Linked DNA regions of Homo sapiens: region 2 is linked to region 1. A link is a loop called in an ENCODE intact Hi-C map of the cell type or tissue named here. Cell type or tissue: heart left ventricle. All regions are shown on one strand. Links, peaks and the distances in the headings refer to the core of each region. The heading gives the core; the rest is flanking DNA.

Evidence for each region. A loop is a pair of places that touch in the nucleus more often than their neighbours do. Peaks named below come from ENCODE experiments on the same cell type or tissue, not always from the same donor. Only the 100,000 strongest peaks of a DNase experiment are listed, where the experiment ranks them.
Region 2: a loop joins it to region 1, with 2.2 times the contacts of the local background. A loop is called at or near these places in 2 of 110 quality-filtered maps.

Annotation. Positions count from the first base shown.
Region 1 is chr1:51,528,222-51,543,801 of GRCh38, forward strand. All of the region lies in intron 1 of EPS15-AS1 (EPS15 antisense RNA 1), which reads left to right. It also overlaps a transcript of OSBPL9 not described here and the pseudogene RNU6-1281P. Among named protein-coding and RNA genes, the nearest start is that of EPS15, 17 kb to the left of the region's middle. In heart left ventricle, for the core only: CTCF peaks have their summits at 6,974 (motif pointing left) and 7,175; no DNase peak of the experiment used is centred there.
Region 2 is chr1:51,321,489-51,337,068 of GRCh38, forward strand. It overlaps TTC39A (tetratricopeptide repeat domain 39A), which reads right to left and starts at 9,074. Exons shown (of 18, transcript NM_001297663.2): 1 at 8,949-9,074; 2 at 233-337. The coding sequence starts at 8,989. It overlaps TTC39A-AS1 (TTC39A antisense RNA 1), which reads left to right and starts at 8,166. Exons shown (of 3, transcript NR_123731.1): 1 at 8,166-8,321; 2 at 8,642-8,725; 3 at 9,384-9,793. RefSeq lists a silencer at 9,047-9,116 and an enhancer at 9,934-9,983. In heart left ventricle, for the core only: no CTCF peak of the experiment used is centred there; a DNase peak (open chromatin) is centred at 8,073; H3K4me3 peaks cover 1,650 bases; H3K27ac peaks cover 4,163 bases; H3K27me3 peaks cover 1,185 bases.

The DNA of each region.
Region 1 (15,580 bases), core at 3,319-11,318:
ACAGAAGTAAAACTATATTTGCAGATGAGATGATCTTGTATATATAGAAAATCCTAAAGAAACAAACAAAAATCTATTGGAATAAATGAGTTCAGCAAAGTTGCAAGATACAACATTAATATACAAAAATCAATTGTATTTCTATACACTAGCAATGAATAATCTGAAAATGATAGCCAGGTATGGTGGCTCATGCCTGTAAGTCCCAGCGACCTGGGAGGCTGAGGCAGGAGAATTGCTTGAGCCCAGGAGGCGGAGGTTGCAGTGAGCCAAGATCCTGCCACTGCACTTCAGCCTGGGTGACAGAGTGAGACTCTGTCTCGGGGAAAAAAAAAACAAACTGAAAATGAAATTAAAAAATCAATTCCAGCCCAGCACAGTGGCTCACCTCTGTAACCCCAGCACTTTGGGAGGTCAAGTTGGGTTGATCGCTTGAGGTCAGGAGTTTGAGACCAGCCTGGGCAACATGGTGAAACCCTGTCTCTGCAAAAAAATGCAAAAATTCGCCAGGCATGGTGGAGTACACCCATAGTCCCAGCTCCTCAGGGGGCTAACGTGGGGAAATCACTTCAGCCCTCCAGGGCAGAGGTTACAGTGACCCCAGATTCCGCCACTGCACTCCAGCCTGGGAGACAGAACGAGACTGTCTCAAAAATAAAGAATAAAAAATATCAATTCCGTTTACAATAACATCAAAAAGAAAAAATAGTTAAGAATAAATTTAATAGAAGTACAAGATTTGCAAATAAAAACTACAAAATATCATTGAAAGAAAGTAAAGAAGACCTAAACAAATGGAAAGACTTCTTATGTTCATGAATTGGAAGACTTAAGATTGTTAATATGGTAATACTCCCCAAATTGATCTACTGATTCAGTGCAATCCTTATTAGAATACCAGTTAGCTTCTTTGTATAAATTGACAAGCTGATTCTAAAATTCATATGGAATTTCCAGTAACTCAGAATAGCCAAATAATCTTAACAATGAAGAACAAATTTGGAAGACTCATGCTTCCTGATTTTTTTTTTTTTTGAGACAAGAGTCTTGCTCTGTTGCCCAGGCTGGAGTGCAGTGGCACGATCTCGGTTCACTGCAAGCTCTGCCTCCCAGGTTTGCCATTCTCCTGCCTCAGCCTCCCGAGTAGCTGGGACTACAGATGCCCGCCACCATGCCTGGCTAATTTTTTGTTTTTGTATTTTTAGTAGAGACAGGGTTTCACCGTGTTAGCCAGGATGGTCTTGATCTCCTGACCTCATGATCCACCTGCCTTGGCCTCCCGAAGTGCTGGGATTACAGGCTCCTGATTTTAAACTTACTACAAAGGTATAGTAGTCAAGATAGCATGGTACTAGTATAAAGAGAGACATATAAACCAATGGAATGTAATTGAGAGTTCAAACTAACTCTATACATTAATAGTCAATTGATTTTCAGCAAGGGTATGAAGATAATTCAATGGCGGAAAGAATAGTCTTTTCAACAGATGGTACTGTTGAACTACCATATTCACATGCAACTACATATTCACATGCAAAAGGATGAAGTTGAACCCCTACGTCATACCAGATGCCAAAACTAGCTCAGAATGGATCCTTGACATAAATGTAAAACTGTAAAATTCTTAGAAGAATCTAAGAGTTGCTTAAGTATAAAACTCTGAGAAGAGGCTGGGTGCGGTGGCTCACGCCTGTAAACCCAGCACTTTGGGAGGTGGAGGTGGGTGAATCCCTAGGTCAGGAGATCGAGACCATCCTGGCTAACACGGTGAAACCCGTGTCTACTAAAAATACAGAAAAATTAGCCAGGTGTGGTGGCGGGCGCCTGTAGTCCCAGCTACTTGGGAGGCTGAGGCAGGAGAATGGCATGAACCTGGGAGGCGGAGCTTGCAGTGAGCTGAGATCGTGCCACTGCATTCCAGCCTGGGTGACAGAGTGAGACTCTGTCTCAAAAAAAAAAAAAAAAAAAAAACAAAAAAAAAAAACCTCTAAGAAGAAAACATAGATGCAAACCATCTTTATTAGAGGAGGCAATGATTTCTTAGATATAACACCAAAGCAGAGCAACAAAAGAAAAATTAGATAAACTGGATGTCATCAGAACTTCTGTACTTCGAAGGACACCATCCAGAAAGTGAAAAGACAATCCAAGGAATGGGAGAAAATATTTGCAAATCATATACCTGACAAGTGAATTCTAACTAGAATATATAAAGAACCCTTACAACTCAACAAGAAAAAGACAAATAAACCAGGCATGGTGGCTCACACCTGTAATCCCAGCACTTCGGGAGGCTGAGGCTGGAGAATACCTTGAAGCCAAGGAGTTCAAGACCAGCCTGGACAACATATCAAGACCGTCTCTTAAACAAAAAAAAAATTAGCCAGGCATAGTGAGCCCAAGAGTTTGAGGCTGCAGTGAGCTATGATTGCGTCACTGCACTCCAGCCTGGGTGACAGACTGAGACCCTGTCTGTAAAAAAAATTAAAATTATGGCCTGGCACAGTGGCTCACACCTGTAGTCCCAGTACTTTGGGAGGCCGAGGCAGGCAGATCACTTGAGGTCAGTTTGAGACCAGCCTCTATTAAAGGGTGAAACCCTGCCTCTACTAAAAATATCAAAATGCCTGGAATCCCAGCTACTCGGGAGGCTGAGGCAGGAGAATCGCTTGAACCCGGGAGGCCGAGGCTGCAGTGAGCCGAGATCAGGCCACCGTACTCCAGCCTGGGTGACAGAGCGAGACTTTGTTGTAAAAAAAGAAAAAAATAGGGCCAGGTGCGGTGGCTCATGCCTGTAATCCCAGCACTTTGGGAGGCCGAGACAGGCAGATCACCTGAGGTCAGGAGTTAGAGACCAGCCTGGCCAACATGATGAAAACCTGCCTCTACTATAAATACAAAAGAACTAGCTGAGTGTGGTGGTGCATGTGCCTGTAATCCCAGCTACTCGGGAGGCTGAGGCAGGAGAATCACTGGAACCTGCGAGGCAGAGGTTGCAGTGAGCCAAGATCGTGCCACTGCACTCCAGCCTGGTGACTGAGCAAGACTCTGTCTAAAAATAAATAAATAAATAAAAACATTTAAAGAAAAATATTATTTGGACTATTGTGGGGAAATAAACTGTAGATCAACAAGGGCAGAAACTGGTAAAACAAATATAAGATTATTGCAATAATCCAGATATGATGATGGCTTGGTGGTGAGAGGTGGTAAGAAGTGGTCAGATTCTGTACATATTGAAGGTAGAGCACACCAGATTTGCTAAAGGATTAAGGATGAGGTATGAGAGGAAGAAAAGGATCACGGATGATGCCAGGGATTTTGCCTGAGCAACTGGATTGATGAAATTGTTTTTTACTGAGATGAGTAAGACTATGGAAGAAGCCAATTTAGAGAGAATATCGGGAATTTGGCCTTTGACTAAATTTGATACACTTTTAGATATCCAAGTTGAAATGTCAAGGATGCGGTTGGAATAAGAGTCTGGAGTTCAGGGGAGAGGCCTGGGTTGGTGATATAAATTTGGGTGTCATTAGCATATGGAGGCATTTAAAGCCATGAGGTTGGGTGAGACTGTCCAAGTGTCTATAATAAAACCCAAGAAGTCCAACTACCAAGCCCTGGGCCACTCCAATGTTAGGACTCAGGGAAATGAAGAGGAACTAGTAAAGGAGACCAAAGAAAGAGCAGCTGAGCTTAGAGGAAAACCAGGAGAGTATGATGTCTGTCCTTGAGCCAAATGAGCAATGTGTTTCAGGAAGGAGCAAGGAAGGAAGGAGTGAGAAAGCATGTCAAATCTTATCAAAGAGCTAGTTAGATGAGGATTGCAATTAATATCCAGAGTTAGCAATGTGGAAGTCTTTGGTGACCTTGGTAATCGTTTCAGGGGAAGGTGAAAGAAAAGTATAATTAGAGGAGGCTCGGGAGAGAATGAAAAGAGAGGACTTGGAGTCAAGAAAAACAGATAATTCTCTAGAAATGTCTAGCTGAAATGAAGAGCAGAGAAATGGTGTGAATACCTAGTAAGGGATACAGAGTCAAGAGAGGTTTCTTTTCTTAAGGTGAGCAATAATGCAGCATTTTTTAGAAAGTGAACGGAATGATCTGGTAGAAGAGGAATCACTGATGATACAAGCAAGAGAGGGAATTGCTGGAGTGCAGGGGAAAGAATTGGCTTTGAGAATACCGAAGAGGGCTGAGTATGTGGGCATGGATGCAGGTGGATGGGTTATCTGCTGAGAGGGAGGAAAAAGGAGAGGATATGAAAAGTTTGAAAAAAGTTACGAAATAAGCATTTAGGAAAAGTGGATGGACTTGAAAATGTAGTATGATTCCCAGGTAGCACTAAAAGCCCACTTGAGGTCAGTGGCGATGAATTTTAAGAGTCCAGTTGACACAGTTGTGGGTTTTTCTTCATCCACTTTCCCAAAGGCAGAGAGTAGGTAGAGTTAGATTGTGCAGGGTAGGGATCTTGTGAAGCAAAATGAGAATGCAAGAGGAGGCAAGAGAGAAGAGGACCTATCAAGGGAGTGATTTTAACATTGGACCTTGGAATTTAGGTGGGTAAAAAGGGAAGTGAGGACACAAGATAGTTGAGGAATGGTGAAGAGATATTAGGATCACTGGATTATAAGGCCCAGGAAGGGATCAGAGAAGTGTTGGAGTCAGGGTGTTGGAAGGAGTGAGCTGAGAAACAGGAGATTTAGAAAGATAAGTAAAATTATTGTTAGATTATTATTAATAATTGGTAATTATTAAATGGTAATTGGTAATTAAATGGTAATTGGTAATTAATTGGTAATTGGTAATAATTGGTAATTATTAATTGGTAATTAATAAATGGTAGATATTTATTAATAACTGGAAGCAACCTCTAAAAAAATCATAGTATTAAGACCCAGTTCATGCCCTCTAAGTGCTCACTCTGTGATGGGAAAGACAAGACAGAATGAAATAAATATTAAAGAGAAGTACATGCTGCTGGGTGTAGTGGCTCACGCCTGTAATCCTTGTACTTTGGAAGGCTGAGGTGGGTGGATTGGCTGAGCTCAGGAGTTCGAGACCAGCCTGGGCAACATGGTGAAACCCCATCTCTACTAAAAAAAATACAAAAAATTAGCTGGTCGTGGTGGTGCATGCCTGTAGTCCCAGCTACTCTGGAGGCTGAGGCAGGAGAATCACTTGAATCCAGGAGGCGGAGGTTTCGGTGAGTGGAAATTGCACCACTGCACTCCAGCCTGGGCAACAGAGCAAGACTCTGTCTCAAAAAAAAAAAAAAAAAGAAAGAAAGAGAAAGAAAAGAAAAAAAAAGAGGGAAGTAGATGAAATGGCTGTGGGAGTCAAAAGGAATCTGCGAGTAAACGTAAGGGTCAGATCAAGGAAAGCCTCCAAAGCAGGTGGCATTTGAATCGAGCCTCAAAATGGAGCAAATGCAGCACATGGCCTGAATAAATGTTCACAGTTACACCATTGCAATGAGTGCTCAGAAAACAGAGGTTGGAGTGCAGGGTGGGAGCTATGGCAGGACATGAGACTAGAAAATTATCTGGAACAGGCAAGGGATTTTTGAATGCCAGGCTAATGCCTGGGCATTTTTTTTTCTTTTGTTTTTTCTTTTTTCTTTCTTTTTTTTTTTTTTTTTGCAGAGGAATAGATAATACTGAGGTTAGGGGTTAGAGGTTATTATTCTAAATAATTGATGCTGACTGGGCGCAGTGGCTCACACGTGTAATCCCAGCACTTTGGGAGGCCGAGGCAGGTGGATCATGAGGTCAGGAGTTCGAGACTAGCCTGACCAACATGGTGAAACCCCATCTCTACTAAAAATATAAAAACTAGCGGGGAGTGGTGGCACATGCTGTAGTCCCAGCTACTCAGGAGGCTGAGGCACAAGAATCACTTGAACCCGGGAGGAGGAGTTTGCAGTGAGCTGAGATCGTGCCACTGCACTCCAGCCTGGGCGATAGAGTGAGACTACATCTCAAAAAAAAAAAAATGCTCCCAGCTGTTTATCATGTTATGAAGTCATACTGGTTTTTTTGTTTTGAACAGTCTAGTAATTTTATTCTCCATCATGTCCTTAAGTCATATTAGGGAAGTTTTATGCTTTGGATTTTCTGATTGTCTTTTTAAGATCATCTCCCCTCTATGGCAATGATAATGTTGTTTCTTTCCAAATAATGTTCTGTCACATGCTCATTCACTTTTTTTTCCAAATGGCCTTCAACTTCATCCCCTGATGTTGGTAGGAAAGTCTAAGATCCCTCAGCAGTCTGAAGCTCCTCTCAGAAAGGGGTGAGGAGTGGGTTGGATAGGATCAGAACTATGCTGTCCAGGGCATTCAGACCCGTTGAAGTGGATAAGAATTAAAGGTGAACAGTCAGATCCTCCCAGGGAGAGGAAGCCACAAGAGACACAGCCTCACAACTGTGTTGTCACAGTGTTTTCAGAACTCAGTACCAATACCAGTGATGGGGCCACGCTTTTTGCAAGTGACGTTTATTATGTCATTTGAAAATATCAGAATCTCTCTCTTCACAGGCTAGCCAGATAAGTATTGAAACCATTAATTTCTCTACCATGTCACTGTGTCTTTGGGCAAGCCCCTTCTCTCCTCTGGACCCAGGGTCCTGCCTATAAAACGAAGGGGCTCTATTCATCCTCCTCTAGGATCCCTTTCAATTCTGACAGGCTCTAATTTTTCTGTTATCAGTTATTCTTTATTAAACTTACAGTATGTGCCAGCTTTTTTCAAGATGTGAGACCCTCTCACCCTCTTACTCCTCAACCCCCTGTTATAACTTATCTTGGGCTTTTCTTGTTTAAAACATTTGGAAAAAGTGGTGTGTTCACGGGACCTTTATTTGCCCTAAGACATTTGAGGGTAAATCATGTGAAGGCCTTTGTTTTCTTCCAGCAGCCAAAACAATAAAACCACCAAATTGCGTGCAGCATCATTTTCTACTGCCCTCAAGTGGTGGTGGCCCAAATGTCTTTTCCTGGTTGCAGTTTAAGGAATAAAACATGTTTTCAGAAGAACTCTAGGCATCTAGGAGAGGGTAGGAGAGTCATAGAGTCACAAAGGGCCTGAGGTGGAAAGGCCCTTACAGGATGTCTGATCTAAGCCCCTCGTCTTGAAAGGGAGAGACTGAAGTCCACCTTGGTTCTCTGATCAGTGAACAAACCTAGTTTCTTCTGTCTTTAAAGAGCTATCTTATGACCCTGACTCTATTTTTGGCTCCATTTCTCTGCTCCCATTCACAGTGAAATTTTCTAAAGAGTTATCTCCATACTGTTTCTATTTCTTCATCTATGCTTTATTATTATTATTACTTTTTATTTTTTTTTAAAAACAAAATAATAATCTCACTCTGTCGCCCAGGCTGGAGTGCATTGGGCTGATGTTGGCTCATTTCAGCCTCTGCCTATGGGTTCAAGTGATTCTCCTGCCTCAGCCTCCCAAGTAGCTGGGACTATAGGAGGATGCCACCACACCTGGCTAATTTTTATATTTTTAGTAGAGACAGAGTTTCACCATGTTGGCCAGGCTGGTCTCGAACTCTTGACCTCAAATGTTAACCCCCCACCCCGCCGCCCTTGTCTACCAAAGTGCTGGGATTACAGGCATGAACCACCGTGCCCACCTTTACACTTTATTTTTTAACTTTTTACTTTGAAATAATCTCAAACTTGCAGAAGAGCTGCAGAAATATTACAAAGAATTCCCAGATGCCCCAGAAGTTCTCATGTGTGGGCATATGCCTACATGCATATACATGGATATGTATATTTTTTCCTGAGCCATTTGAATTGCAGTAGTTACCCCTAATACCTTAAATATTTCAATGTGTATTTTCTGAGAAAAGGACATTCTCTTATATACCTACATACCCACTCAGTATGACAATCAAATCCAGAAATTTTAAATTGACATAGTGCTTATATACAGTCCATACTCAAATTTCACTAATTGGCCTGATAATGTCCTATATAGCAGTATTTTCCCCCATCAGGTTCTGATCCAGTGCCTGATCCAGGTAATGCATTATACTTAACTGTCATGACTTTTAAAAAGGTTTTTTTTCTTTTAATTATTATTTTTTAGAAACAGGATCGCGCTCTGTCACCCAGGCTGGAGGGCAGTGGTTCAATTACAGCTCACTTACAACCTTGAATTCCTGGGCTCAAGCGATCCTCCCACCCCTGCTTCCAGACTAGCTAGCTAGTACCGCAGGCACGCACCACTATGCCTGGCTAATTTTTTAAAAAATTATTTTTGTAGAGGTGGGGTCTCGTTATGTTGCCCAGACTGGCCTATAATTCTCAGCCTCAAAGTGATCTTCCTGTCTCTGCTTCCCAAAGTGCTGGAATTTCAGGTGTGAGCCACCACACCTAGCCTGTTATAACTCTTTAGTGTCCTTTAATCTAGAATAGTTCCCCAGTCTTTCACTATTATTCACGATATTCACATTTTTAAAGAGTACTGGCCAGGTGTTCTGTAGTGTCTCCCCCTGTTTGGCTTTGTCTCATGTTTTCTCATGAAGGGATTTACATATTTTTCCAGGAAGAAATCCTAGTTATATGATGTTGTGTCCTTCTCAGTGCATCATATGGGGAGAAACGTGGTGTCACTTGGTCCCATTATTGATGGTGTTCACTTTGATCAGCGGATTAAGGTGGTATCTACCAGATTTCTTCACTGTAGAGTATTTTTTCCTGTGTAAGTAATGGTAATCTGTAGAGAGGGACTTTGAAACTATGTAAATATCCTGTTCCTCTTCAAACTTTTGCCCAATGGTTTCAACACTCATTGATAATTCTTGTCTGAATCAATTACTGTGATAGTTGCAAACTGGTGATTTTCTACTTCTATCATTCCATCTACATTTTTTAGTTGGCATTCTACTGTAAGCAAGAAGGTTTCCTTCTCTCTAATTATTATCATGAGTATAAACTAATGTATTCTTAATTTATTTAATGAGTTATAAACATTACCCTTATTATTTTTTAAATGTTCAACTTGTCCCAGGTTTGGCCAATGAGAGCCTCTTCAAACTAGCTCCTGTGTCCTTTTGACATGTCTTCATCACTTTTTTTTAACACCTCCTTGCTTTCTGGCATAATAAGATGTTCCAGGCTTATCTTGTACTTTCACTGCCTAGTCCTGAAAATCAGCCATTTCTCCAAAGAGCTACTCTTTAGTGGGGAATGGTATTTAGAAACCAAGATTTGGGCATCAGATGTGCTCATTCCTATTGGAGTGTAATTGCTTCTAGGCCATTTTAGTAAACAGAGCCAAAGGGGAAAAATAGTAACCTAATTTTGTTTAATTATTATTATAATTATTTTTAACAGAGACAGGGTCTCACTCTGTTGCCCAGACTGGAGTGCAGTGATGCTATCATAGCTCACTGCAGATATGAACTCCTGAGATCACCTCAGCCCCTGGAATAGGCTAGGACTACACGCCACTACACTCAGCTAATATTTTTAAATTCTTTATAGAGATGGGGTCTCACTATGTTGCCCAGGCTGGTCTCAATCTCCTGGCCTCAAGTGAACCTCCTACTTTGGCCTCCCAAAGTGCTGGGATTACAAGCATGAGCCACTGCACCCAGCTCTGGTCAACCATTTTAAATTAATAATTCATTACTGATACTTTAATTCCAATTTAACACCACAGGGTTCTTTCTCCTATTCCTTATTTGCATCTCCCTTTTCCCACAGTAAGAACTCTGGCTCTCAACAACATCAATGTCTTTATTCATTTGTTTAAAATTATGATATAGGCTGGGCATGGTGGCTCATGCCTGTAATCTCAGCACTTTGGGAGGCCAAGACGGGCAAATCACTTGAGGTCAGGAGTTCGAGGCCAGCCTGGCCAACATGGCGAAACCCCATCTCTACTAAAAAATACAAAATTTAGCCGGGCATGGTAGTGCATGCCTGTAATCCCAGCTACTAGGGAGACTGAGGCAGGAGAATCACTTGAACCTTGGAGGCAGAGGTTGCAGTGAGCCAAGATCACGCCACTGCACTCCAGCCTGGGCAACAGAGCACGACTCCATCTCAAAAATAAATAAATAAATAAATAAACAAGATAGACACAAAATAGAATTGTTACATCCATTCTGCTAACAAAAACAATCTACTAAACAGGGTTCAAGATTTGTTTGCAGTTTTGTTTTGTTTTTAGACAAAAGCTGTATATTCAAGTACTATGTTCAAAAGTATTTAGATTCATTTTTTTTCCTTCAGAGTGATTATATTACTTATTTAAATATAGTTTGGTTCACTTGTTTCTGTTTATATTCAGTTTTAGGATCCCTTCCATTCTTGTTTATTTAATTCCGTTTTTAAATATGTAAAGGTAAACATTGTCACAAAATTAAAATCTATACAAAAGGCATATAGAATGCTTCACAGATGTGTCATCCTTGTGTAGGAGTCAAGCCAATTTTCTCTGTATTGTTCCTTTTTTTTTGTAAATATGCTGTCAAAGCAAGCACACCTCTAATTCATTCTTCAACTTATTTAATTCTTACTTAGACCACCCACTTCACTGACCCTACTACTGCCAAGATCATCAGTGTCCAATATTTTCTTTAGTCTTATTTGACCTTTCCACTCAGCTGACCTCTCCAATTTTCTTGAAACTTTCTCGTCTCTTGGTTTTTGTGATACCACATTCTGCTGATTTACTCTCTCTTCGCAGGTCTGTCCTCACTCTCTTTGTCTATTCCACCACCCTAAAATCCTCTGGACTCTTCTTGGCTCTCTTCACTTCTCTCTGCAGACTCTCTTCCTAGATGATCTCAACTATTTCTTTGTCTTCAAATGCTGATCATGCTAATGACTTCCAAATTTACATCTTTTTCCCAGACCTCTCTTCTGGTCTCCAAAATGTGTAACCAACTGTCTAATAGACATCCACTTGGATGTCTTAAGACATCTCAGGTTTAACATATCTAAAATAGAACTCCTAATTTCCCTGCCAAACCTGCTTCGCCTCGAGTCCTAATCTCTGTAAATGTCACTTCCATCCCCCGGTTACTCTAGCCAGAAACTTAGAAGTTATTCTTGATTCTTCCATTTTCCTCAACCCCCATGTCCAGTCCATCTGCAAAATATGAAAATTTTACCTCCAAAATTATGTGAAATTAGTCCATTTCTCTCTGTGTCTACCACCATCACTTCACTCGTCATCTCTTACCCAGGCTACTCATAAGCCTCATAACTGGCCTCCCCTCACCTATTCTTTACCCTCTTCCTTTTATGCCCCCACATTCATTCTCCATACACCAGCTACAATGACCTTTCTAAAAACAAAATAATAATACGAACTTACATTTATTAGTGTCTATTATGTGCCAGGAACTGTTTTACATGTATCTAATCTATACAACAACTCCATGAAGTAAAACCCAAATCTACCTCAATTTTACAGATAAGGAAACTAGGGCAGAGAGAGATTGAGAAATTTGCCCAAGGTCACACAGCCTTGGGCACACAGCCAGTAAATGGTAGAACTTAGGTTTGAACCCAGGTTGACTTCTTAGCCTTCAAGCTTATCTGCCACACTATGCTAGATCATGTCACTACCTAGCATCAAATATTTGATGGCTTCTCACTACACTGGAACTAAATTCCCAACTCCTTACCAAGGCCTAGAGAGGCCTGTGTGATCTATCGTCTGCCTGTATCTCCAAACTCATCTCATGCTTCCTTTTCTTTTCCTTTGCTCCATCCACATGGCTTTCACACCGCAACCCCCATCATCTTCCTTGAACATGATAAGCTCTTTCCTGCCAGCAGGCCTTAAACATCCTCTATCTCAAGTATTCTTCTTTTTTTCTTTTAAATCCCCTATTCTGAGAAATGTCAAATATTGTTTTCTCTGATCTTCACACAGCTGGATCCTTCTCATTCTTTAGGTCTCATTTTAATTTTCTGTCCAGAGAGACTCTCCCTCCCATTGCTTTTTTTAATTATTATTTTAAATTTTTTTTTTAAAGCTGGACACCATTAATTAGAATCATGCTATTTCTTAAGTAGGTCCCTCCCTACTCCTGCCAAGATCATTAGTGACCCTCCCTGATATGTTCCATCTTGGCCCCATATTTGTTTTCTTCTTAGCCTTTAAAACAATTTGTTAGCCGGGCGTGGTGGTTCATGCCTGTAATCCCAGCACTTTAGGAGGCCGAGGTGGGCAGATCACGAGGTCAAGAGAGCAAGACCATCCTGGCCAACATTGTGAAACCCCATCTCTACTAAAAAAAAAAAATTAGCTGGGCGTGGTGGCGCACGCCTGCAGTCCCAGCTACTCAGGAGGCTGAGGCAGGAGAATCACTTGAACCTGGGAGGTGGAGGTTGCAGTGGGCCAAGATAGCACCACTGCACTCCAGCCTGGCCGCAGAGCAAGACTCTGTCTCAAAAAAAAAAAAAATTTTTTTTGTTGGCCAGGTGTGGTGGCTCACGCCTGTAATCCAGCACTTTGGGAGGTCAAGGTGGGCAAATCACTTGAGGTCAGGAATTCCAGACCAGCCTGGCCAACATGGTGAAACCCCGTCTCTACTAAAAATACAAAAATTAGCCAGGTGGGGTGGTGGGCGTCTGTAATCCCAGCTACTTGGGAGGCTGAGGCAGGAGAATTGCTTGAACCTGGGAGGTGGAGGCTGCAGTCAGCCAAGATAGCGCCACTGCACTCCAGCCTAGGCAACAGAATGAGACTCCATCTCAAAAAAAAAAAACAAAAAAAAAATTACTCAGGCATGGTGGCGCGCACCTGCAATCCCAGCTATTCAGGAGGCTGAGGCAGGAGAATCGCTTGAACCCGAGAGGCAGAGGTTGCAGTGAGCCAAGATCATGCTATTGCACTCCAGCCTAGGCAACAGAGTGAGACTCTGTCTCAAAAAAAAATTGTAATTATTTATTTGTTTGTTTGCTTGTTTGTCTCTCTTCCCCACTAAAATTAAGTGTTGTGAAGGCAGAGGCTGAGTCTTAGTCACTTTCATTATGTTCAGAGCCAAACACAGTTTCCAGCTCATAGAAGGAACTCTAGAAATATCTGTTGTCTATCCATATATTATCTTTTCTACTTCATAGATCTGTTCATTCATAATTTCTGCTTCTTTATCACTTTGGTTTGTCATCATCTACACTCCATCTCCTCCCACACATACCCCTACTCAAACTCATGGCCTCTCTCTTTACATCCTGTTAGTCATAGTTTTTATTGCTGCTAATTGCCTCAATCACCTCATGCTGCCTGATTCAAATTCCTGACAGAGAAATATTGATTTGTCCAACTCATATTTTAGGAGCCAAGACACATTTGTAGGTCATTGGCAAGCCCATGGGTTGCTTGCCTTTGGGTCATATTCCCAGTCTTAGTCCAGAAGCTGTGTTAGAGAAGGCTGTGGGTGGGGATGGTCAGCATAGTGCTGCCTTTCTGCAAGGATGAGGATGTAGCAGGCTTGGTGACTGATATTTGAGCAAAAGTTGTTGCAGCAGAAGCAACAAATAGTTAACAAGGCCTCACTTAAGGGCTGGGCTTCCCAGTAGTTGCTCTCTGGGAGGAAGGTCTCAGGTTATGGTCGAGTCCAGTTTACTCTCCCTCTGGGGAGAATAGTAAACACAAATTGAAAGCACTCACATTTACCCAGCCTTTTTTTTTTTATTTTTTGAGACAGGGTCTGGCTCTGTCACCCAGGCTGAAGTGCAGTGGCACGATCTTAGGTCACTGCAACCTCTACCTCCCAGGCTCAAGCCATCCTCCCACCTCAGCCTCTTGTGTATCTAGGACTACAGGTGTATGTCACCATGCCCAGCTAGTTTTTGAATTTTTAGTAGAGATGGGGTTTCACCACGTTGCCCAGGCTGGTCTCAAACTGCTGAGCTCAAAGCAGTCCATCCACCCTGGCCTCCCAAAGTGCTGGGATTACAGGCTTAAACCACTGCACCTGGCATATACAGCCTTTCTAAAATTGCAAAAAGAGCATTTTTATCCATCTGCATTTATACCTCCAGTGAGGTAAAGAGTAGTTTCCATTTAACAAATAATAAAACTGAGGCTGGGAAGATAGAGTGCTATGCCTAAGGTCCCACACACACTGAGTAAGAGTCATCATTACATCCCAGATCTCTAGACTCCCACGCAAGGTCTCCTTTCACTATACATATCTTGTTGCCCTCATTTCCTACCTGGGACTTTAATCTTGAATCACAGCTCAAGGGATTTTTAAGGGCAACCATTTGAACGGCCAGTGAAAAGTTCTAAAACAGCTTGATGATAATTGAAGTTTCCTATAAGGCAGCACTCGATAGGTAGGTTCTATGGGCTCTGGGCTCCCAGTATAATTATCAAGTGTCTAAGAATTTATGGAATAATTACCATGTGCCAGGCACTCTACTTTATACATACTCTCTCAATTCAACCTCACAACATGCATGTAAGGTATATGTTATTATAATCCCAACTTTACAGATGAGGACACTGAAACTTAAGAAACTAGGTCACTGGACCAAAGTTCAAAATCTAGTAAATACAGTGCTGGAATCCTAACTCAGGTCTGTCTGACTCCAAAGCCCACCTCCCTTTTCATGATCAGCTTGATTTTGTCACTTGATTTATGTGAACTTCCACTTCCTTATCGGTAAAATGGGGATATCAGGGCCTAATTCATGGGATTATTGTAGGTTTATGAACAATCACATAGAGGGCAAACCTATTTCAGTAAACAGAGCAGATATACACTATCTTTCAGTATAGTCTGAAACTAAATCCTTCATGTGTAAAAAGAAGCAGAATTATCAACTCCAGGTGCCTATAAGAAACAGGATTTTTCTTGTGAGACTGTAATCCTGGGGCAAGGATTCCTGGTCCAAATTCTGAAAACATAAGGCCTGGAGAGAAATAACCATTTCTCCAAGGAAACAGATCAATTTATTGTATCTCAGAGATGAGAAAGAACGTGCACTTAAACTAGTCTTAATGCATCAGGATGGAAATTAGTAAATGCCCAATAAAGAGATTTGAATTTGTGTCTGATAAACTTGAGATCTTCTCCTAGGCCAAGGCCTTTTGCATATAATCTTCTTAATCCTACCACAACTCTAAGAGGCAGGTCTTCTTACAACCTCCATTTTTCAGGCAAGTACTTTGAGACTCAGAGAGGTTTTTTTGTTTTTTTTGAGACGGAGTCTCACTCTGGCCCCCGGACTGGAGTGCAGTGGCGCCATCTCAGCTCACTGCAACCTTCACCTCCTGGGTTCAATCGATTCTCCTGCCTCAGCCTCCTGGGTAGCTGGGACTACAGGCACGTGCCACCATGCCCGGCTAATTTTTTGTATCATTAGTAGAGACGGGATTTCACCGTGTTAGCCAGGGTGGTCTTGATCTCCTGACCTCGTGATCCACCCGCCTCAGCCTCCCAAAGTGCTGGGATTACAGGCGTGAGCCACTGCGCCTGGCCTCAACTTTGAGGCTCAGAGAGTTTAAGTGACCTGGCAAAAGTCACACATCTAACTCAAAGCAGAGAAGAAACTGGAGCCAAGCTTTCAGCTGTGTGCAGTCTGGCCA
Region 2 (15,580 bases), core at 3,747-11,746, 210 kb before region 1:
TGAAGAACCCTCAAGAGCCTAAGAAGAAGCAAGTCACAGTGACCTTGGAGAGGGCCTGGCTGCACACAGGCCGTGGAATGGAGCTTGAGCCATTTTTATGGGACTTCTCAGAGGTCCTGGTGACCCAGAAAGCCAAAGGCATTTAGTTACACAGGGTTCCTCTCATACAAGACCTCTGGTTCTCCCTGACCGTCATGCACACCCCCTACCCCAACCGGGGCTTGAGCCTCACCTGGGCTTGAGGTAGCTGAGTGCTTCTGAGAACTGGTTGGTGAGGAAGAGGTCCAGGGCGGTCATGCACTGGTCCAGGGCCTCATGGAGGCTGCTCTCAGGAGTCCTGGGGGAAGAGATGCGGGGCATGACACAGGGGCCCTCCAACCCTCCAGCCTCTCCTGGCTGGAACAGAGCCTCACAGGGTCTACTCAGCCTCCCTGGCCAGCCTTGGGTGCCTGTCACGAGCTCCTCCAGGCTGCCACTCTGTACTGGGACGCAGGGACAATTTGGACCCACCTCTTGGTGTTCCCAAGGGTGGGAGGGGGAGCAGAAGGGAATGTCATCAGAGATCTGTTGGAGGTGGGGGAGGGGCCAAGGGCAAGGTGCAAAGAGGCCTCAGGAATCAATGATCTTACCCTCCACAAGGGTAAAGGGAGTCTTTGTGGCCCTTCTGGCCCATTGGGCTCTGCTGCCCCCCCAGGGGGTGCAGCCCAGCCACTAAATCCCACAGCCCCTTTTTCCCTCCTCCTTCTCCAAGGCCTCCTCCCTCCCCCAGGCCTGGACTCTAGAATCCCTGACGTTGTCACAATGGGCTGTCACACTATGGGTCAGCAGCCCCAAACGAGAGGCCCAGGGCCTTTCAAATTCACTTTGCCAATGGCTCCTCCAGAATACCTGAGCCCTTTCCAGTCCTTACGTTTCTCTATAGCTTTTACCACCCTCTGACGTGATATATTTTACTTATTTTTGTGTTTATTGTCTGTCTCCCTCCACTAAACTATAAGCTTCCAGGAAGCAAGAATCTTTAACTGCTGTATCCCCAGCAACTAGTATCCAGTACAAAGTAGGCTTTTAATAAATATCTGTTAGGTAAATGAATGAATGAATGAATGAATGAATGAATGAATGAATGAAGAGTCTAAGGCTAGGAAAGCAAACCCCTGACTTTTCTGGGTCTCAGCTTTCCCATATAAAAATGAGAGATGAAACTAAGAGATCCCAGAAGCCCTGCCTATTTGATGTTTTGATAATGCCTCTTCTCAAGGGGCCTCCTTTGAGTGAAAGAATGTTCCAGAAAGAGGCTTGATACTCTCCCTGAAGGGAAATCCTATTTCCCAGAAGTTAGTTAAAAGAAATTCCCTCTCCACCAGGTAAACTCCTACATATACCTTAGGGCCCAGCTCTAAAGTCTCCCACTCTGAGATGCATCAGTAGATCTTCCCAGGCAAATTGAAACATGTCTTTTTCAAAACTGAACTCGTGTTCATTCTCCCAATCTGTTCTCCCCCAGTCTTTGCCTTTCTTTTTTTTGGTGGATATGGGGTCTCGCCATGTTGCCCAGGCTGGTCTCAACAAACTCCTGGGCTCAAGTGATCCTCTTGCCTCAGCATCCCAACGTGTTGGGATTACAGGCGTGAGACACCATGCTTGTCCACTCCTCTACCCAATAAGCAACACTCCTCTACCCAATTCCCCAAGCCAAAAATCTGATAATCATCTTTGCCACATCCCTTCTCTGGCCTCTGTCATCCCCTCCATCACTAAACTCCACTAAATCCCATCATTTCTACTTCCTTTTTTATAAAGAATTTTTACAGAGATAGGGTCTCATATGTTGCCCAGGCTGGTCTTGAACTCCTGGGCTCAAGTGATCCTCCCACCTCATCCTCCCAAAGTGCTGGGATTATAGGTATAAGCCACAGCCTACTTCCTAACATCTCTCAATCAACCCCTTCTATGCCCAATACCTTCTGGTCCAGGCCAGCACCATCTTTACCCAGGTCTGTTGGAACACTCTCCATTCCACTCTTTCCACCTTCTTCTCTCTTCTCTGTTAGACCTTTTTATTCCATATTTCATGTCTCTTAACTAACTTCTATACTATCTCTTGGGCTCTCTGTTAGATCCTGAGTAATTTCTTTCATTTCACCAGCTCTTTCATTAGGTGTGTCTGACCTGCTACTTATCCTACCTACTGAATTTTTCATTTCAATGATTATATTTTTCATTTTGTGAAATTCCACTTGGTTCTTTTTCAAATCTTAGTTATTTGGGGTAGTATTATGTTCCCTGCCTCAAGTCCATCTTCAATTCCTTTATACATTTTAAACATAATTATTTCTATTCTATATCTCATAATTCTAGCATTTTAGACTCTCAGGGAAACTAATTCTGCTCTTTCTTGTTTCTGGTGCCTGCTGCTCACAGTGGCTTATTTCCTTGTGTGTTTTGCAATTATATTACAAATTCATGTTTGACAGATCCAAAGGGACTGTGGGACAGGATACATTGCTCCAGGAAGGATTTTTCATTTACTCTGTCCAGGTTCCCAGGGGAACTACCACCCTGAGACCATTTAAGTTACTTTTTTAAGTTTATGGTTTCCAGGACCACAAAGGTAGTGGTGTGCCATCAAACCCAAAGTTTGTGTGATGGCAGACCAGTATTTATCATTTTTTAGGGAGTCTTTTTTTCCCACCAGAAATGCTGTCTAACTTTGCTGGTGGGGGCGGACCTTTTTTCTAGCCAATCTTCCTATTCACTGAGGCTGTAGCCCTTGGAGGGTCCCAGATTTAAGTGTTGAGTTGGGGAATGCTAAGTTCCAACTCCTTAAACTGTAACTGTGTAGGCCCAAGACCTTCTTTCCCATCTGTTGAGTGGCCGTTGAAACTCCTGGCTTTAGATTTCTGAAATGTGTAAATAGCCTAAGGTTGCTGTGGCTTCATCTTGTTTGCCAGCCTGACTTCAGTTCTCTCTTCACGCTTGGCTGGAGGGGGTTTCTGTTACTTCTGTGGGAGTTCAGGAATGTACTGAATTATTTTATTTATTTATTTATTGAGGAGAGGGTGTCTCTCTGTTGCCCGGGCTGGAGACCAGTAGTGCGATCTCAGCTCACAGCAACCTCCTCCTCCCAGGTTCAAGCTATTCTCCTGCCTCAGCCTCCCAAGCAGCTGGGATGACAGGTGCCCACCACCATGCCCGACTAATTTTTTTGTATTTTCAGTAGAGATGAGGTTTCACCATGTTGGCTAGGCTGGTATCAAACTCCTCAGGTGTTTGACCTCAGGTGATCCACCCGCCTCAGCCTCCCAAAGTGCTGGGATCACAGGCGTGAGCCACTGCACCTGGCCAGGAATGTACTTTAAAGGATGTTTGTTGTAACTCATCCCCACCTCTAGGTAGTTTCTTTGAGAGAGAATGTTGGAAGCATTATTTCCCCTAACCTGTCTCTCCCATAATTGCCAAAGATACATCTTTAAAACCCACATCTGTCTGGGCATGGTGGCTCATGCCTGTAATCCCAGCATTTTTGGAGGCTGAGGCGGGCGGATCACCTGAGGTCAGGAGTTCGAGACCAGCCTGACCAACATGGAGAAACCCCGCCTCTACTAAAAATACAATATTAACTGGGCGTGGTGGCATATGCCTGTAATCCCAACTACTACGGAGGATGAGGCAAGAGAATCGCTTGAACATGGGAGGCAGAGGTTGTGGTGAGCAGAGATCGCACCATTACATTCCAGCTTGGGCAACAAGAGCAAAATTCCATCTCAAAAAAAAAAAAAAAACCACAAATGTCACTTCTGGACTTAAAATCTTTCCCTGGCTTCCCATTGCTCTTAGGGTAAAGGCCAAGTTCCTTTCCATGGCCTAAAAGGCCCCACCTGATGTGGTCCCTGCCCCTCTCTTCAGAGGCTGGGATGGTGTCTGTCTCTGCCCAGGGCATAGCCTAGTGACTGGTGTTCAAGCCATTCATCTCTGTTGGATGAATCAATGAGGCAGCAGTGAGCATCTACTGCCTGGGTGTTTAACTGGCATTCTCTCTGACTGCTCTCAAAATGCCCTGTGAAATGGGATTATTACCCCCCCACACCTATTGCAGATGGGGAAACTGAGGCACAGAGGACGGGTAACTTGGCTAAGGTCACACATCCAAGCTAAGGTCACACATCCAAGCATGCATTCTAACCCAAGTTTCTGCCTGAGCCAGTACCCATCAGCTCAGCCCCAGAAAGTCAAGCCCATTGTTGTGGTTTATGCCAACCTCTAAACAATTTCTGAGCCAAGAGCCTGCCTCCCATTTCTGCACACACCCCTCACCACCTCCATCCCCCACCGAGGAAAAGGTCCTGTCTACTTGGTCTACCTGGAGAGAAAGATCCAGGCCGGATGGACAGTCAGTGCAGACAGGCACAGTCCTTCCCTCGGCAGCCCCGGCACCTCTTCTGCTTAACTGGGATGAGGCTGTCTGCGGTAACCTCCCCCAGACTGGGGGCGAGCTGAGCCCTGGGCTGATTTCCTCCCTCCTTCCCTCCCACAAGCACCCGCGAATCTCGTGCTCTAGGCTATGCGTGGGACTGGGCTCTGGGGACACAGAGTGGACACAGACCTAGGCCTGCCTCTTCAGGAGCTCACAGCCTACAGGTGACAGATGCAGACAGGGCAGTGACCGCTACAGTGCTCAGGGCTGTGATCATGGGAATCACTGGGGGCCAAAGGGGCCCAGAAGACACCTCTAACTCAGCCTGGGGCACTGAGGAGGCTGGGCGGAAGGAGGATGGCATCATGGAAGGAGGATGGCATCAAGGAAAATGCCATCAAACTGAGAACAAGATGGAGAAAGAAGTCTAAGAAGGGGAAACAGCACACACACAGGGCTGGAGGCATGACACCACAGTTAGGAGGTACAAGCGTTCTGGAAGGGCTTGGAAGACAGAGGCTCTGCAAGGCCAGCTAAATGGAGGGGTGAGGCTGCGGTGGCTAGAGAGCTCAGGAAGGCTGGAGACATCCGCCCCATTTGACTTAATAATAGCATTAACAACCAACCACCCATCGCCACAAAGAGATTACCACTTCAACTTATTTAAATTGATGACTGCATTATTTCACTCAGTCCTGCCAGCAGGCACCCTTATCTGTCTTTGATAGATATGGCAGGGACAGGCAGTGAAGACAGGAACGCAGTCAGGCTCCTCTCAGGAGCCTGGGAGAAGACAAAAATGCATTCTGTGGAAGCAACAGCGCCAAACCTTTCCCCTCACCTGGCTGAGACTGAGGCCCCCATTTCTCCACAGGCTGCCCCTGCGTCTCCAAGACCTTTCTTTTCCAAGGACACCTTGCCTGGCCCAGGTGACATCTATTCCTGCGGTGATGGTGGCCTCTCCACTGTGTGTTGGGGAACAGAGGAGAGGGACGCGGAGAAGAGGTGCTGGGCTGGATGGAGCAGAGCTGGTGACCAATGCCAGGAGCTCTGGCACAGTGGTGGCGGCTCTCTCATTCAGATCCCACCCACACTTGAGGCCCAAACGAGAAGGGAGCTAGAGGGTGGGAGGGGGTGTCAGGTAGCCTGGAGCCGCCCCCACTCTCCCCTTCCCTCCCACTTCTCTACTAGAGTTGGCTTGGACTGCTGCTTCTGTGCCTCATGGGCAGATCTGGGTAGAGCTGGGAGACCCTCAGTTCCCACTGAGAACAGAAAATCCTCCTACCTCCATCCCAGTCAGGATGAGGTGGGTGTGGGGTGGGTGAGGCGGCGGAGCGGTCGCTCAGGAAGCCAACTGCAGTCAGAGCTGGATTTTAATCCCTGCTCCACCACTGAGGGGAACTTTGGCTCAACGAGTAAAATAATCTGCCCATGGGGATCTGTTGCTTTAGAAGTGATCTTTCTAAATTGCAAAAATGATTGTGACTCTCCTTCCAAAGAGTCCCCCTTAGCTGCACATAAATGTGTCACGGAGTGATGTAGCATGACCTAATGCAGTGTGGCCTGCAAGAGTTCTGAAAGCAGACAACCCTAGACTCAAGCTGCAGCTATTACTTGCTGGATAACCTTGGGAATGTTCCATACCCTCTATGAGCCTCCGTTTCCTCATCAAGGAGATGGGAATGACAGTACTTACCTCCCACGGTTTTTGTGAAGAATGACTAAGACTATGGAAAGCACAAGAGTACTCAGAAAATGTGAGTAATTATTATTTTTTTCTAAAATTATGTATTGCCATTTTTTTTTTTTTTTTTGAGAGAGGCTCTCTCTGTCGCCCAGGCTGGAGTGCAATGGCACTACCTGGGTTCACTGCAACCTCCGCCTCCCGGGTTCAAGAGATTCTCCTGCCTCAGCCTCCCGAGTAGCTGGGATTACAGGTGTGCACCACCATGCCAGGCTAATTTTTGTATTTTTAGTAGAGACAGGGTTTCACCATGTTGGCCAGGCTGATCTCAAACTCCTGATCTCAAGTCATCCACCTGCCTGGGCCTCCCAAAGTGCTGGGATTATAGGCGTGAGCAACTGCGTGCGGCTTTACCATCATTTCTTGATCAAGTAGCACTGACTTTATAATGAAACTAAATAACTTTAAAAGATTGAGTGGGCCAGGCGCAGTGGCTTACTCCTGTAATCCCAGCACTTCAGGAGGCCAAGGAAGGAGGATCGCTTGAACCCAGTAGTTTGAGACCAGTCTGGGCAACAAAGTGAGATCCTGTCTCTATTTTATTTTATTTTATTTTATTTAAGATCGAGTGCACATATCCAACAACCCAGCAATTCCACTACTAAGGGGGCACCCTCGTGAAACACATGTGCAAACACCATCATACAAGAATATTCACTGTCTGAATAGCAAGACACTGGGAACACTTCGACATCCATCAAGAAGGATAAACAAATGGAGGTGTCTACATAGGGTGGTATATCACACATCAGGGCAAGTGGGACAAGAGCTACAGGATCAAGGCTAAATCTGAGACCTGAAGTTGAGTGTGAAAACGCGAGCTGCAGCATGACACATGCTATAGGACTCCATTCACAGAAAACTTTGAAGAACAAACTACATATTTTTAAGACTTACACACACTGAGTAAAAGAATAAAAACAGAGAAATGATAAAACCTAAATTCAGGATGGCAAGTAATTCTGGAGAGGGAAGGAGGGAAGAGGTTTCCACAAGACTTTCAAGGGTCTCTACTATGGTTTATTTCTTAAAAAGAATATAAAATAAATGGGGCACAATGTTAATATCTGACAAAGTTGGGTGGCAAGGGTTTGTGAGTTCATTTTACTATTTGCTATATTTTTCTGAAGGCTTAAAATATTTCATAATTTTTAAAAAGGTAGAGATTTAAGGCTTGATTTGTTCACCAATGACCATCTGGGCCCAGAGCAGGCCTTGCTGAGTGTCTGTTGAGTGAGTGTCTCTGTAGTGAAGGTGAGAATGGTCCTGCTGCGTGCGGCCCTCCTCTGCTCAGACCCCACCAGGATGACACTAGCCAGGGTTGGGGACAGATGGACAGGTGGCTTCAAAGAAGAGTGGGCAGGCATGCAGAGAGGCAGGTACGGTTCTGCATAAGGAAGACCCACCAGCGTGAGAAGAGCAAGCTTGCTGTCCTGAGGCCTGCAGCAGGGCCAGAGGTGCCCGGGGTTGTAGAGGGCACTTAGGCAGGGATGTAAGCATATAAGGAAGTGGGATGAATGTGGTTTTCAGCCAGGGAGTCTAGACTTCTTTGATAGATACCTTGCTCCATGCCCGCCTTCTCTCCTGGAAACCACTTTTCTGGACCCAGCAGGGTGGTGGTGCTCAGTCAGGGCTGCACAGAAGGAACCTACCCAACCTCCAGCTTTACAAATACTTGAGCCCAGAACAGGAAAGGAACAGCCAGCCCCACTTCTGTGTTTTCCAAAGGAGGGACCAGAAGTCTAGGAAGGGTTAAGGACTTGGCCAAAGTCACACAACAAAAATGATGAAGCTGAAACTCACCAGGCAACCCTCTCCCAGGCCAGGGTGTCCCCCAGCAACCCAGCTTCCAAGCCCTGATAGAGCCACACACACGCAAGCCCTGTGGAGACTTCCAGCTGCCAGCTGGCACCAGCCTCGTCACCTCCCTGTTCATGTGTCAAGCCTCGGGCCCTTAGCAAATATTGTCACTGGTGGTGAGGCTCCAGGCAGGGTGAGCCCTCCTCCCAGCTCACCTGGGCCGGCTCTCTGCCCAGCAACCTCCCAGCAGTCAGGGCTCCTAGCAGCTGCCCCCTGCCCTGCCCACTGGGGCCCAGGAAAAGCAGAGAGTTGCTGAAGGTCTCCCGGCAGTAGCGGCTGTCACTGCTACGGGGGGTGATCTAGGTAGGGGTCCTATAGGGGTTTCTCAGTGGGATGTGGGTAGGGTTGGGCAGGAGAGCCACGTTGAAGGTGACAACACCCACTTTTTACTACCCAGGTTCCTGCTGCACCCAATGGGCCCGGCTGGCCCATACCTTAGCTGTTTAAGTTCCCCTAATGTCCCTGAAGATGATGGGGTGGGGGGATCTGACAACAGACAGAACTGAGTTCAAATCCCACCCGCAACTCTTACCTCCTGGGTGACCGATGACAAGTCACTTAAGTGCTGTGTCTCAGTTTCCTCATCTGTAATGGGGATGAGAGTAACAGGGCCCACCCCACAGGAGTGAACGCCACGAGGCAGGTGGGGAAGGCTGCTCTGAACGTGTCTGTGACTACAGCTCCGTGAGAAAGTTGGGACCCAGAAGGTGAGTGACCGACCCGGGGTCCCCGCGCCTCCGCCTCCTCACAGCCCCCTGCCCCCACTCCTGGCAGCGGCGGCGGCTGCCAGGGGCCGGGCGGGGTGGGGGCTGGAAGCCGCAGTGCGGCCCCAGGCCGGTGCGCGGGGGGAGGCCTGGCGCGGCGCCCGCCACCTGCCCGGGCCCCAGCCCGCGCCGCCCGCGCCCCCGGGCCTCCCAGCCGCGCACTTACCCCGCGGGCAGGGCTCCTGGGGCGCCGCCAGCCGAGGTCATCGCCGAGGGGCGCGGGCGGCGCTGCCCCAGCCGGACGCCAATCGCGGCCCAGGTGCTGCCGCCGCAACCCCGAGCCGGGCGCTGTGCGGTCGCGGACGCGGCGGCCGGGGAGGGGCGCGCCGGGGGCGGGGAAGGCGGCGGGGCCGGGCCGAGCCTCGGTCTCCCCACCCGCACCGTAGGGCCATGGCCGCCCGCGGCGACCCGCGCTCCCGCACCGCCGGGGGTTCTGGGCGGCCCCCACCCCCGCTCCGACAGGTGAGAGCCCGGCGCCCTCTGCGCAGACACCGCCCGGGCCGGGAGCTCGCTCCCTCCTCACACGTCCCCACCTATTTGGCGCTAGAAGTTCTTCTCCGGGACCTGAGGTCCACTTTACTGTCACTTCTCCTCCCCACAGCTTCCGCCCCGAAGCGGCCCCCACCTGAGCCGTCACCATCCTCCCGCATTAATGGGGGCATTCGTGCAGACAAAGACAGCCCCCAGAGTCAGGCCTGGATTTTAATCCCACCATCTCGCCCACTGAGTGACTGCAGGAGACCAGAAGGCGGGGAAAACACGGTTTAGCACTCACTGCTAGCTGGCAGTTCACACTGCCTTCTCAAATGATCCCCATAATTGCTATTTTACAGATGGGGAAACTGAGGCATGGGGTTCATTTGATTCACGCATGGTCACTCACCTAATAAGTGGCAAGCTAGGACTGGAATCCATCCCTCCTGAATCCAAAGCCAACACTCTGGCCCCTTTCCCCCTTGGCCCCCTCTCCCCTGCATTCCCAGTGCCTGTGTGGGGGTCACCCACAACGCTCCCCAAATGTCCACTGTGCACCGAGCCCTGAGGCGGTGTCTCCACCTGACCTGATCTTCTGGCACAGAAAGCCACTGGCCCATGAAGAGTTAACCAGTCACCATCTCCTGGCCCCAGATGCTGCTCTTAACCATGACTCATCAGAGCATGTGGCTGCCATTAGAGCTGTCCCTTCACAAAGGAGGGGACAGAAGTAAGGAAGGACTGTAGCTCCCCTGGAGCAACTATGACCTCCAGGACGTCAGAAGAGGAAGCAGAAGGGGACAGCCTGCAGAAGCAACCACGGTGGGAACAGGACTTGTACCAGATCCCAGGGGAGCCAGGCAGTTTGGGCTTGGTGGTAGCTGCTTAAAATCTAAGCAGGCTGCCTGGAAAGGCAGTGAAGTCCCATCCTGCCCATTTGTGAGCAGGGGCAGATGCTCACTTGCAAGAATCATCCCATCTCTAGGAGTCTCATATACAGGCACGAAAAAGATAATTAACTACTAGAAGTAAGCTATGATGACATCCACCAGCAACTATAAAGAATCCAGACAAGGGGAGAGACTGGGGAGCTTCCTGGAAGAGGTGGTGACAGAACTGAGCCTTGAAGTTTATATTATTTAAACAAACTGAAGTCATGGAGAGGGTGTACCAGATCGGGGAGCAGCATGGATGAAGGCATGGAAGTGGGAAAGGGTGAGGCTGGTGAGACCACAAGCAATACATGTAAAGAGGATGATGAGGCTGGGGCCCCTATCACATGTCATGCACTTTCAAATCTCTAGGCATTTAAACATGCTGTTCCCTCTGTGTGGAACACACCTTCCTCCCTTGTCACTTGTTAGTCATTCATGTAACCGGGGGTGGATCCAGAAGCTTACAATGGGGAGGCCGCTGTTCAAAAAAAGAATACAAATTTACCAATACAGGTTGAGCATTCCTAATTTGAAAATCCGAAATCCAGAATGCTCCAAAATTTGAAGCTTTTTTTATTTTCTCTTTTTTTTGAGACAAAGTCTCACTCTGTTACCCAGGCTGGAGTGCAGTGGCACAATCTCGTGATCTTGGCTCACCACAACCTCCGTCTCCTGGGTTCAAGTGATTCTCATCCCACAGCCTCCCGAGTAGCTGAGATTACAGGCATGTGCCACCATGCCCAGCTGATTTTTGTATTTTTAGTAGAGACAGGGTTTTGCCATGTTGGCCAGGCTGGTCTCAAACTCTGGACCTCAAGTGATCCGCCTACCTTGGCCTCCCACAGTGGGATTACAGGCGTAAGCCACCGCGCCCGGCCTGAAACTTGAAGCTTTTTGAGCACTGTAGTTGGAGACTGCAGGCCTGCCATGTTTGCTGTGCTGTTGTTACAGCGGACACAGGCATTCTACTGATGCTCACGTGCTGCTGAGTTACCCTGAACACTATTTTTTCACTGCATTAATGGTATGTTATATTTTTATTGTTAAGTACTTATGTGTGAATAAGGGTAAAAAAATGCTTATTGGGAGCACATAAATTCAGAGTCAAAAATGATGATGATGCCAAATAATCACAGATTGTCCACATGGATGGCTGAGAGAGTGACACTTCTTTCTGATGGTTCAGTGTACACAAACTTTGTTTCATGCACAAAATTATTAAAAATATTGTGTATAAAATTACCTTTAGGTGGCTGGGCATGGTGGCTCATGCCTGTAATCCCAGCACTTTGGGAGGCTGAGACAGGCAGATCACCTGAGGTCAAGAGTTCGAGACCAGCCTGACCAACATGGAGAAACCCCATCTCTACTAAAAATACAAAATTAGATAGGCATGGTGGCGCACGCCTGTAATCTCAGCTACTCGGGAGGCTGAGGCAGGAGAATCGCTTGAACCCGGAAGGCGAAGGTTGCAGTGAGCTGAGATCACATCATTGCACTCCAGCCTGGGTTAACAAGAGCAAAACTCCATCGCCCCCACCAAAAAAAAAAAAAAAAAAAAAATGACCATTAGGCTATGTGTATAAGTTGTATATGAAACACAAATGAATTTCATGTTTAGGCTTGGACCCCATCCCCAAGATAATTCATTATGCATATGCAAATATTCCAAAATCCATGAAAATCCAAAAATTGAAACACTTCTGGTCCAGAGCATTTTGGGTTAGGGATAGTCAGCCTGTATAAAATTGCCAGGGTTCTCCCAGAGCCTTGGCAGGGGCCAGGTAAGTGAAGAATCCTGAAGCTATAAGCTGTATTAGCTCCAGAGTAAACCTTTACTGTATTTGACCAACATTTGTTGACATTTTGCCATATGCCAAAACTCCTCCTAACCCTGCAGGTTTCAGTTCAGATGTCACCTCTTCCAGGAAGCCCTCCCTCCATAGATGGGTCAGGGGCTCCCTTTGCACCCACTGCCCTAACCCACTCTGACCTACCTTAATCACCCTGAGCTGTCACTGTCTGTGTGTGGTATGTGTGTTTGGGGTGGTGGGGAGCAGAGAGTGAGGTTTGTATGTGACTGTCTGCTTCTGGAGGCTAGGGCCTGGTCCAGTTCATCTCTGTGTCTCAGGGCCTGACATCAGGTACCTGACTAGTCACCAGACACTAATGCGGGGCCTAGCACTTTACAATTTCCCTCTGAGGTTATTATTATAACAATGGCTGACACACATCACAGGCTTTTTACATGCTACACATGATGTTCAGTGTATAACATGGATTATCTTATTTAATTTTCACTTTACCACCTCTCTGAGCCTCAGTTTCCTCATCAGTAAAATGGAAATAATATTGCCGACTTCCAAGGTTGCTCCGAGTATTAAGAATTCATATATAAGCTGAGCATGGTGGCTCACACCTGTAATCCCAGCACTTTAGGAGGCCAAAGCAGGTGGATTGCATGAGCCCAGGAGTTTGAGACCAGCCTGGGCAACATGGTGAGACCCTGTCTCTACAAAAAAAAAAAAAAAAAAAAAGGCCAGGCCAGTTGTGGTGGCTCATGCCTGTAATCCCAGCACTTTGGGAGGCTGAGGTGGGCGGATCACCTGAGGTCAGGAGTTCGAGACCAGCCTGACCAACACAGAGAAACCCTGTCTCCACTAAAAATACAAAATTAGCCAGGTGTGGTGGTGCATGCCTATAATTCCAGCTACATGGGAGGCTAAGGCAGAAGAATCGCTTGAACCCGGGAGGCGGAGGTTGCGGTGAACCAAGATCGCACTATTGCACGCCAGCCTGGGAAACAAGAGTGAAACTCCATCTAAAACAAAAAAAAGCCCGGCATGGGGTACGTAGTCCCAGCTACTCCAGAGTCTGAGGCAGGAGGATCAATGGAGCCCAGGAGGTTGAGGCTGCAGTGGGCCATGATGGTGCCACCGCACTCCAGCCTGGGTAACAGAGTGAGACCCTGTCTCAAAAAAAAAAAAAGAAAGAAAATAGCAGAGTGCTATATAAATGACCTAGTGATGGTTGTGGTGGACCACTAGACACTACTTTCCTCCCCATTTCACAGATGAAAAATGAGCTCAGTAAGGGAAGCAGAAGAGCCGCCTTTAGAGCTGGAACTCTCCCCACACCATCACAGCGAACAGTGATGCTAGAGCCAGTCACCTGGTGAGTCAGCGCATCAGAGTGGCCCACCCCTCAGGAGGGCCCCACCCAGGCCGTTCCTGGCCCCCAGGAGCTCTGGCCCAGCCCCAGCACAGGGGAGTCTGTGAGTCACCATCATCATTTCTGCCTCCCCAACTCAAGTGACCTTACTTGGATCACCTGTGTGTCCCCACCTTGAGGTGACAGCTGGGCCCTGGCGATGGGACAGCATCCTGAGTCCTGGATGCCTTCCTCCTGTCAGGAGACCTGTTTCCTGGTGCGTTACATCTGGGAGATGCCAGGCCTGCTTTCCTCCCTCATTTCCTCCCCAGCGTGCAAGAACAAATCACCAGTGTCACCACACCTCTCAATGGCCCTGAGAACTTCATGGACTGCTTTCACCTGTGCCATTGTCAACTTAAGAAGGCCCTTAATATGGCCGGGCGCGGTGGCTCATGCCTGTAATCCCAGCACTTTGGGAGGCTGAGGCGGGCAGATCACTTGAGATCAAGAGTTCAAGAACAGCCTGGCCAACGTGGTGAAACCCCACCTCTACTAAAAATACAAAAAAAAAAAAAAAAAATAGCTGGAGGTGATGGTGGACACCTGTAATCCCAGCTACTCAGGAGGCTGAGGCAGGAGAATCACTTGAACCCGGGAGGTGGAGCTTGCAGTGAGCCGAGATCACACCATTGCACTCCAGACTGGGCGACAGAGAGAAACTCTTGTCTCACAAAAAAAAAAAAAAAAAAGAGCCCTTAATAAATACCTATTAAGTGAGCCCTTAGAATGCCCTAGAAAGTTTGTAATAGCATTACCTCCCATCCTACAGATGAGAAAATAGAGGCTTGGACCAACATCTAGCCGTAGCTCGAACCCAGGTCTTGATTCCTTATTCTCTAGGGAAAGGGGGAAGAAGAGAAGAAAGGAGGGGTGTTTTAAGTGGGAGAGGTCATAGAAATGGGGGATGCAAGCAGTGACACATGATGCCATTGTTGTAGAAAGAGCTTAAGCTGTGAAGTCAGTTCTGCCTCTACCTCTCAGAACCTCAGTTTTCCCATCTATAAACCTGGGATAATAATCCCAAACTCTCAGGGATGCTGTGCAGATTACTGAGCATTATTTGGGTGACTCCTTCCCCCTTCTCAGCACCCCTCCCAGCCCCTTCCCCCAGGCCTTTCCCTGGCATGAAGCGCCCCCTCCCCAACACCTGCAGTCTCTGCCAGCCCAGATACCCCCTCTTCAGAGTCTAGAACCCTTCCTCTCTCACTGAACTGGTGACTGTAAAGCAGGTTTCCTTAAAGCGAGTGAGCCCCACCCTAACAGGTTACAGGTTTGGGCTCATTAATAATTCACAAGTGAACAGGCCTGTCAACAAAGGGCCTTTGGAGGGCTGTGACAGTGACAGATCTTAAATATTCTCTGGCAAGGGCCCCTAAGGAAGGATCTATTCCTGCTCCTTGGGCAGGCATGGACTCTGCCCCCCGCTAGCTCTGTGACCTTTGGCAAGTCACTGCCCCACTGTGGGGCAGTTTCCTCTTCCCACCAGATATAAAGGGGAGAGAAATTTGGGCCAAGAACTCATGGGCCCTCCCTGCTCTGAGGGTCTCTGTTCTAGGATCTGGGCTCTTCTACCTAAGTCTGGTCTCTAGGAGCTGCTGAAGGTAGGTCTAAAGAAGGAGCCTGGGTTAGCACAAGGGACCAAGAACAGCTCTAACTGAAAAAAGGGGTCAGAGCTCTAATGAGGGGTTTCCAGCATTGATGGCAACCTTTCAGGGGTCAGAACTTGGGATGCAAAGACAGGAAGATCTGGATGGACTCCTGGCCCCACTATGTCCTAGCTGGGCAGTCCCAAGCAATTCATCCGATTAGAGAATAGTTCAGAGAGCAGGTTTGAAAGCCAGGGCTTGCACCTGACACCCTGGGCCAGTAACTTCATTTCTGAAACGGGGATGATGATGGCACCAACCTCATTAGGTTGTTGCAAGGATTAAATGAGCTACATATCTTCAGGGCAGATGAGCTACCTGACACACTGCTGGTGACAATAGAAATTGGCTCCATCTGCCTGTAATCCCAGCACTTTGAGAGGCCAAGGCGGGAGAATTGCTTGAGGCCAGAAGTTGGAGACCAGCTTCAGCAACATAGTGAAACCCCCGTCTCTACAAAAAATAAAAACTTAGCTGGGCATGGTGGCACACAACCATAGTCTGCTACCGTCTATTATCCACACAGCACC